Linked DNA regions of Homo sapiens: region 2 is linked to region 1. A link is an interaction called in ENCODE POLR2A ChIA-PET data of the cell type or tissue named here. Cell type or tissue: OCI-LY7. All regions are shown on one strand. Each heading gives the region's core, and the rest is flanking DNA. Links, peaks and the distances in the headings are about the cores only.

Evidence for each region. ChIA-PET counts read pairs that join two places held together with the same protein. Peaks named below come from ENCODE experiments on the same cell type or tissue, not always from the same donor. Only the 100,000 strongest peaks of a DNase experiment are listed, where the experiment ranks them.
Region 2: POLR2A ChIA-PET joins it to region 1 with 5 read pairs; 2 of 35 experiments call an interaction of 5 or more read pairs at or near these places.

Annotation. Positions count from the first base shown.
Region 1 is chr14:80,957,184-80,961,579 of GRCh38, reverse strand. The region is part of intron 1 of TSHR (thyroid stimulating hormone receptor); the gene reads right to left. It also overlaps a transcript of CEP128 not described here. Among named protein-coding and RNA genes, the nearest start is that of TSHR, 3.8 kb to the right of the region's middle. In OCI-LY7, for the core only: no CTCF peak of the experiment used is centred there; DNase peaks (open chromatin) are centred at 1,379, 1,909, 2,469 and 3,139; H3K4me3 peaks cover 3,814 bases; H3K27ac peaks cover 4,000 bases.
Region 2 is chr14:80,886,924-80,891,319 of GRCh38, reverse strand. The region is part of intron 8 of CEP128 (centrosomal protein 128); the gene reads left to right. Among named protein-coding and RNA genes, the nearest start is that of CEP128, 53 kb to the left of the region's middle. In OCI-LY7, for the core only: no CTCF peak of the experiment used is centred there; no DNase peak of the experiment used is centred there.

The DNA.
Region 1 (4,396 bases), core at 90-4,089:
TATTGTCCATTAATATGTTCATCCCAAGTGAATAAATCAAACCCCTTCAGCTTTCAGGTCAGAATTCTTCAAAGCTCTTGAACACCACATCTCCACCTTCTACCTGCTCCACTGAAACTTCTTACACTCAACTCCTACTGGTTCTTCAGGAGGTAGCTCAAAGCCTTCGCTGAACCTCAGTTTAAGTAAATATCCCTCACCCCTACAAAGAGCATACTCAAGCACACTTATACAATTATAACTCTGTGTTTATGTAATTATTTGATTAATATGCAGCTCCCACACTAGACTGTAAGATCCCTGCAGACAGGGACGTGTTGGTGGTGTTCTCCATTAAGTCCAGAGTGTGACACAGTGTCTGGGATATAGTTAGTCCTTAGTAAAGATTTGCAGAATGAAGGAAGTAATGAGCAATGTAGAGGGCATATGGCCCCTCTTCAGTGGGGAATCCCCTGTTGTGTGGAATATTAGAAGGACCCAGTTCTGCGTCTCCTATTTCAGACGCCAAAAGTGGGCGGGTGACCACCTTTCTCTTCCTACCTCCAGCAGCTATGGCTTGCCAGCCAATCAAATGCTCCCATACAGGATACTACTCCCAGGTAGGATATTTAAAGAGACAGGGACAGTTGGGAAATTATTGATGGCAGCACATAGACAGTCTGGCAGCTACAAGACCGCAGATGTCCAGTGGCTGTGGTTTCTATATTGCCCATGGAATTGTCCTAAACAGATGATTCACTGTGGCTCCAGTTCCTTGCCCACAGTAGGCCTTGGCCTATTTTCAAAGCCTGGTCCTACAGTAATTCTGTAAATTACATGTTCTTTCAAAATATTTTTTTTCTTCCTTAACCTAAACAGAGTTGGTTTTCTGTTACTTATCATCAGAAACCTTGACTGATTTAAATACACACATATATATCTGTCTAAATATATATACACATAGGTATACAGATATATTCCCTCTCTCTATATATTCTCTCTCATATATATATGATGGACACATTTTATTGTTCATTATTATGTTCATTCCAAGTGAATAAATCAAATCCCTTTAACTTTCAGGTCAGAATTCTTCACTCCTCTTAGAACAGTGTTTCATATGTATGGGAGAGGAGAGAGAGAATGGAAAAGAATAATTCACAGAGCCTGGATATATGAAATGAAGTCACCTTTATATGTGTGGGGCTGTGTTTGGGGAGCACGTGGGTGTTGAAGCAGGGGGCTTCTCTTTAGCTTGGAAACAATTGTTATTCAGATTACAACCACTGATTGTGACTAAAACCATTGTGAAATATACAAAACATCCACATTTCTTTAAGTGTGGAACAAAGATGACTTGGAGGTACGTGAGATTATTTTAGGTGGAGTGCCCACCTGGCATTAAATAACCGTGAATCACACAGTGAGAAAGTAATTCCTTTCTCTATTGTCTTTCCATCCTTTCGATACTACCAAGGACACCGTGCCAGATTGTTATCTCTTTAATACTTATTAACACTTACTTTGCTTCCTTTTTAACAAAGAGAAGGCAGCTGTAGGCTCAGTGTATTCACAGACAATAGTCTGTAGCTAGAATTTAATTATATTTTTGTTTTTTCTGTCTTTAGTTTTCTGGTTACCTCTTATTTGTACGAAGTCATGCTAATTTTCCACTTGTAACCTTTCTAAATAAATTTCAGTTAGAGAAGCGAGTCAACTTAAAAATACTGAGTAAATAACAGCACAGATGGAACACAGGGTACAAATGCCAAAGATGATGAATGATTGTCTTCAGTTTAGTAAACAGTAGGAGAGTCCATCAATTAGAGCCACAGATGCAGAATGCAAATGAGTAAAAACAGAACCTGAAAACAACAGCTCCTTCAGAAACATATCTGAAGGCACACAGGTGTCCAAACCACTTACTTCGTCGAAACCCAAGACCACAGATGGCAGTGGGGTTGGAGAAGGCAGATGTAGCAGTTACTGTCATAATGAAACTGAAAGCAGGGTTAAAACAACACAGTAAGGCGTGCCAGCACTTTCTGGAGGAAGAATCCACACAAATACATAGAGTGGTGCAGAATGGTTGTCAAATCCTTTCTACCTCCTTATTCAGAGAAGGAAGGATCTTCTCATGCACAGAGGCAACAAATGGCAACTTTCTGAGTAAGAGAGGGTGATGGGTCAATCTTGTTATCCTTGGTTTTGAGATATATGATCTATAATTATATGCCAACATTTAAATTTTTAATTTTATTCTCTTGCTTCATTTAAGTTTCCTTAAATCAGTAATTTTCAATGGAAGAGAGTGATTTTTTTCAAACTACCTACACATCAAAGATTCTAGAATGTTCCACTGGCAGTGGGGGAAGTAGGGATCCCAGCTCTCCCTCACCTTCCACTCAGGTAAAGCATCATACCCTTCTGGAGGGGAGGAGTGAGGAAAAGATACAGCATCACTTCTTCAGTGAGGGCCACAGTCCGTAACTCTCTCCCCTGCATCCATAAGACCACGGGGCTGGGATATGGGTAGTAGGGCAAGAGAGCTGTTTACCTTTCAGAACAATAATCTATGAGTAGAAGATAAAGTTTAGAAAGAGTTGTTCTCGGCACCATCATAATTTGTAAAATGTCTAAGAAGTGGTTATACAGCATCTTAATGAAGGTTGCAGAAGTAATGCAAATAACTCTACAGGAACAAAATACCTTACATTTTAAACCAGTGTAAGCTCTTCAAAAACTTTAAAAAGAGGTACACTCTGAATAATACAAAACTTGTGAGAGAACATGCCTCAGTAGTAGATCCTGTATAATTTAAGTAGATTCCAAAAAGAGGTCACCACCCAGAACGGCTTTTTAATGACAAAAACTTGGTTTATTTCAGCAAGGAATACCTTCCATAACTTAGATCTTTCTTGTCTAGAAAGATGTAAAAAAAGATCTAGATTTTCTTGTCAAGAAAGACTAACTTAGTCTTTCTTGTCCTCCTTGCCTCTCTTCCACTCTCTCTTTCTTCCTTCCTTCTTCTTTCCTTTCCCTGCTAACCTCCTGCTTTCTGAGTTCTTGCATCTGATGAATAGCCCCCGAGGTTATCAGTCGGTTTACTGAATGTGACTTGTTTTCAGACTTTTTTCTCCAAAGCCTATGACCATCAGGGGAACACTGGTGTGGTGAGACACACTTCTCATCTGAGAGTGGTGGCTTAAGGGTGCAGGCTCCATAGTTGATGATATGATATTCAAATCCTGACTTTACCACTTACAAGCTGTGCAACATTGAGCAAATTACTTCATTTTATTTTTGTGCCTCAAGGTCCTCATCTATAAAATGAGCATAATAACATCACCTACTTAATTGGATTTGGTGAGGATTCACTGGGTGAGTTCATGCAAAGCGCTGAGAACAGGACCCCCCGCCCCCGTAAGTAAACACAATATAATTGTTAGCTTTACATGTTTTACTTCTCTCATATGCTTTTCTTCAACAAAGAGTTCTACCGCCCCCAAAAGATTTAAAAATCATTTTTCTACTGTTGCAGATGGTAGTAGCCATTGTTCAAAGGAGACTACCATTTTGTTTTACCCACACTTTTTATCAGGTTTCTCTTTTCGATCTCAGAATAACTTTATTCTTCAGGACATACTACCTCCCTCTCCATTATTCTCAAGGGCAGATCCTCCTTGCCACTGTCTTTATGTCTTTTTCTTGTGATTCAGTGCCTTCCCTCAGACTATTCTCATCAGCATCATGTCATCACCTAGAAAGCACCTAGTTGAACATTCTCTTTTACCCAGAAGGAAATTTGGCTCCTTCCAAATCAGTCATCTTACACAATTTCATGGTTAGTAAAGAAGGGCTAAAGAGAATGCTGGTTTCCTGACTCCTGTTCCATTGCTCATTCTCCATTACCCTTTCTTTCTCAACTTTTGGTGGAATTTTAAACAGGATGTCTACGAGTTCCTTTTCACTGTCAGAGCCACATCTCTCTTCAATGACTTGAATTTCTGCCACTGTTAAAGAAGTCTCTGAAGAAGTGATGTCTTTGGATTTCTTTCTCCCCAACATAGAGTGGACATTCAGAGACCTGGCATATTCATTTGTTTATTTATTCACTTAAGTTTTTTTTTTTTTGTTTTTTCTGAGTGTCTAAGTAGTTCCAGGGTTTCAGGAATTCGGGGTTGAATGGCAGTTCCCTATGTTAGAGAAGCTTGTGTCCTGCTTGAGTGGGCATGCAAATAAATAACAAGTTACAAGAAAGTAGACAATGTCTAAGGGCTAGGGTTAGGTTCATGCAGAGAACGCTGTTGGGAAGGGGGGTATAGCTTACCCAGCCTGAAGGTCATGGGTCAGGAGAAGCTTCCTGCAGGGTTGATCCAGGATCTGGATCTGGGAGTAGGCATTAGCTGGGTGAAGA
Region 2 (4,396 bases), core at 331-4,330, 71 kb after region 1:
CTGTCAATGGACACTTAGATTGTTTCCAAATCTTGGCTATTGTGGATAGTGCTGCAATAAATGTGGGGGTGCAGATATATTTTTAATATGCTGACTTCCTTTGTTTTGGGTATATACCTAGCAGTGGGATTGCTGGATCATGTGGTAGCTCTGTTTTTAGTTTTTTGAGGATCCTCCATACTGTTCTCAAAATAGTGCTTACACTAATTTACATTCCCATCAACAGTGTGGGAGAGTTCTCTTTTTTCCACACCCTTGCCAACATTTGTTACTTATTGCCTGTCTTTTGGATAAAAGCTATTTTAACTGGGGTGAGGTGATGTCTCATTGTAGTTTTGATTTGCATTTCTCTGATGCTCATTGATCTTGAGCACCTTTTTGTATACCTGTTTGCCGTTTGTGTGTCTCCTTCTGAGAAATGCCTGTTTCTTTTGCCGATTTAAAAATAAGATTATTAGATCTTTTCCTATAGAGTTGTTTGAGCTCCTTATGAATAATGGTTATTTTGTTTTTATTTTTATTTTTAATTAAACTTTAAGATCTGTGATACATGTGCAGAACATGCAGGTTTGTTACATAGGTATACATGCACCATGGTGGTTTGCTGCACCCATCAACCCATCATCTAGGTTTTAAGCCCCGCATGCATTAGGTATTTGTCCTAATGCTCTCCCTCTGCTTGCCCCTCACCCTGCAACAGGCCCCAGTGTGTGATGTTCTCCTCTCTGTGTCCATGTGTTCTCATTGTTCAGCTCCTACTTATGAGTGAGAACATATGGTGTTTGGTTTTCTGTTCCTGTGTTAGTTTGCTGAGAATGATGGTTTCCAGCTTCATCCATGTCCCTGCAAAGGACAAGAACTCATTTTTTTAAATGACTGGATAGTATTCCATGGTGTATATGTGCCACATTTTCTTTATCCAGTCTATCATTGATGGGCATTTGGGTTGGTTCCCAGTCTTTGCTATTGTGAATAGTGCTGCAATAAACATACATGTGCATGTGTCTTTATAGTAGAATGATTTATAATTCTTTGGGTATACACCCAGTAATGGGGTTGCTGGGTCAAATGTTATTTCTGGTTCTAGATCCTTGAGGAATTGCCACACTGTCTTCCACAAAGGTTGAACTAATTTACACTCCCACCAACAGTGTAAAATGTTCCTATTTCTCCACATTGTTGCCAGCATCTGTTATTTCCTGACCTTTTAATGATCACCATTCTAACTGGCGTGAGATGGTATCTCACTGTGGTTTTGCTTTGCATTCTCTAATGACCAGTGATGGTGAGCTTTTTTTCACATGATTGTTGACCACATAAATGCCTTCTTTTGAGAGGTGTCTGTTCATATCCTTTGCCCAGTTTTTTGGTGGGGTTGTTTGTTTTTTTCTTGTAAATATGTTTAAGTTCCTTGTAGATTCTGGACATTAGCTCTTTGTCAGATGGATAGATTGCAAAAATTTTCTCCCATTCTGTAGGTTGCCTGTTCACTCTGATGATAACTTCTTTTACTGTGCAGAAGCTCTTTAGTTTAATTAGATCCTATTTGTCTATTTTGGCTTTTGTTGCCATTGCTTTTGGTGTTTTAGTCATGAAGTCTTTACCCATGCCTAAGTCCTGAAAGGTATTGGCTGTGTTTTCTCCCAGGGTTTTTTGATTTTAGGATTTATGTTTAAGTCTTTAATCCATCTTGAGTTAATTTTTATATAAGGTGTAAGGAAGGGGTTCAGTTTTAGTTTTCTGCATATGGTAGCCAGTTTTCCCAGCACCATTTATTAAATAGGAAATCCTTTCTCCATTTCTTGTTTTTGTCAGATTTGTTAAAGATCAGATGGTTGTAGATGTGTGGTGTTATTCCTGCAGCCTCTGTTCTGTTCCATTGGTCTGTATATCTGTTTTGGTACCAGTACCATGCTGTTTTGGTTACTGTAGCCTTGTAGTATAGTTCGAAGTCAGGTAGAGTCATGCCTCCAGCTTTGTTCTTTCTGCTTAGGATTGTTTGGCTATGCAGGCTCTTTTTTGGTTCCATATGAAATTTAAAGTAGTTTTTCTAATTCTGTGAAGAAAGTCAATGGTAGCTTGATGGGAATAGCATTGAATCTATAAATTACTTTGGGCAGTATTGCCATTTTCATGATATTGATTCTTCATGTCCATGAGGATGGAATGTTTATCCATTTGTTTGTGTCCTCTCTTATTTCCTTGAGCAGTGGGTGTAGTTCTCCTTGAAGAGGTTCTTCATGTCCCTTATAAGTTGTATTCCTAGGTATTTTATTTTCTTTGTAGCACATGTGAATGGGAGTTCACTCATGATTTGGCTCCCTGTTTGTCTATTATTGGTGTATAGGAATGCTTGTGATTTTTGCCCATTGATTTTGTATCCTGAGACTTTGCTGAAGTTGCTTATCAGCTTAAGGAATTTTGGGGCTGAGAAAATGGGGTTTTCTAAATATAAAATCATGTCCTCTGCAAACGGAGACAATTTGACTTCCTCTCTTCCTATTTGAATGCCCTTTATTTATTTCTCTTGCCTGATTGCCCTGGCCAGAACTTCCAATACTATGTTGAATAGGAGTGGAGAGAGAGGGCATCCTTGTCTTGTGCTGGTTTTCAAAGGGAATGCTACCAGCTTTTGCCAATTCAGTATGATATGGGTATGGGTTTGTCAAAAATAGGTCTTATTATTTTGAGATATGTTCCCTCAATACCTAGTTTCTTGAGTGTTTTTAGCATGAAGCGCTGTTGAATTTTGTCAAAGGCCTTTTCTGCATCTATTGAGATAATCATGTGGTTTTTGTCATTGGTTTTGTTTATGTGATGGATTATGTTTATTGATTTGCGTATGTTGAACCAGCCTTGCATTCCAGCGATGAAGCTAACTTGATCGTGGTGGATAAGCATTTTGATGTGCTGCTGGGTTTGGTTTGCCAGTATTTTACTGAGGATTTTCGCATCAACGTTCATCAGGGATATTGGCCTGAAATTTTCTTTTTTTGTTGTGTTTCTGCCAGGTTTTGGTATCAGGATGATGCTGGCCTCATAAAATGAGTTAGGAAGGAGTCCCCCTTTTTTCTATTGTTTGGAATAGTTTCAGAAGGAATGATACCAGCTCCTCTTTGTACCTCTGGTAGAATTCGACTGTAAATCGGTCTGGTCCTGGGCTTTTTTTGGTTGGTAGGCTATTAATTACTGCTTCAATTTCCAAACTTGTTATTGGTCTATTCAGGGATTCAACTTCTTCCTGGTTTAGTCTTGGGAGGGTGTTTGTGTCCAGGAATTTATCCATTTCTTCTAGATTTTCTGGTATATTTACATAGAGGTATTTATAGTATTCTCTGATGGTAGTGTGTATTTCTGTGGGATCAGTGGTGATACCCCTTTTATCATTTCTTATTGTGTCTATTTGATTCATCTCTCTTTTCTTCTTTATTAGTCTGGCTAGCAGTCTATCTGTTTTGCTAATTTTTTCAAAAAACCAGCTCCTGAATTCCTTGATTTTTCGAAGGTTTTTTTGTGTCTCTATCTCCTTCAGTTCTGCTCTGATCTTAGTTATTTCTTGTCTTCTCCTAGCTTTTGAATTCTTTTGCCCTTACTTCTCTAGTTCTTTTAATTATGATGTTAGGGTATCGATTTTAGGTCTTTTGCACTTTCTGATGTGGGCATTTAGTACTTTAAATTTCCCTCTAAACACTGCTTTAGCTGTATCCCAGACATTCTGGTACGTTGTGTCTTTGTTCTCATTGGTTTCAAAGAACTTCTTGATTTCTGCCTTAATTTTGTTATTTACCTAGTAGTCATTCAGGGGTAGATTGTTCAGTTTCCATGTAGTTGTGCAGTTTTGAGAGAATTTCTTAATCCTGAGTTCTAATGTGATTGCACTGTGGTCTGAGAGACTGTTTGTTATGATTTCCATTCTTTTGCATTTGCTGAGGAGTGTTTCACTTCCTATGATGTGGTCAATTTTATAATAAGTGCTATGCAGTGCTAAGAAGAATGTATATTCTGTTGATTTAGGGTGGAGAGTTCTGTAGATACCTATTAGGTCTACTTGGTCCAGAGCTGAGTTCAAGTCCTGAATATCCTTGTTAATTTTCTGTTTCATTGATCTGTCTAATGTAGACAGTGGGATGTTAAAGTCTCCCACTATTATTGTGTGGGAATCCAAGTCTCTTTGTAGATCTCTAAGTACTTGCTTTATGAATCTGGATGCTCCTGTATTGGGCGCATATATATTTAGGGTAGTTAGCTCTTCTTGTTGCATTGATTCCTTTACCTTTATGTAATGCCCTTTGTCTTTTTTGATCTTTTTGTTTTAAAGTCTGTTTTATCAGAGACTAGGATTGCAACCCTTGCTTTATTTTTTGCTTTCCATTTGCTTAGTAAATATTCCTTCATC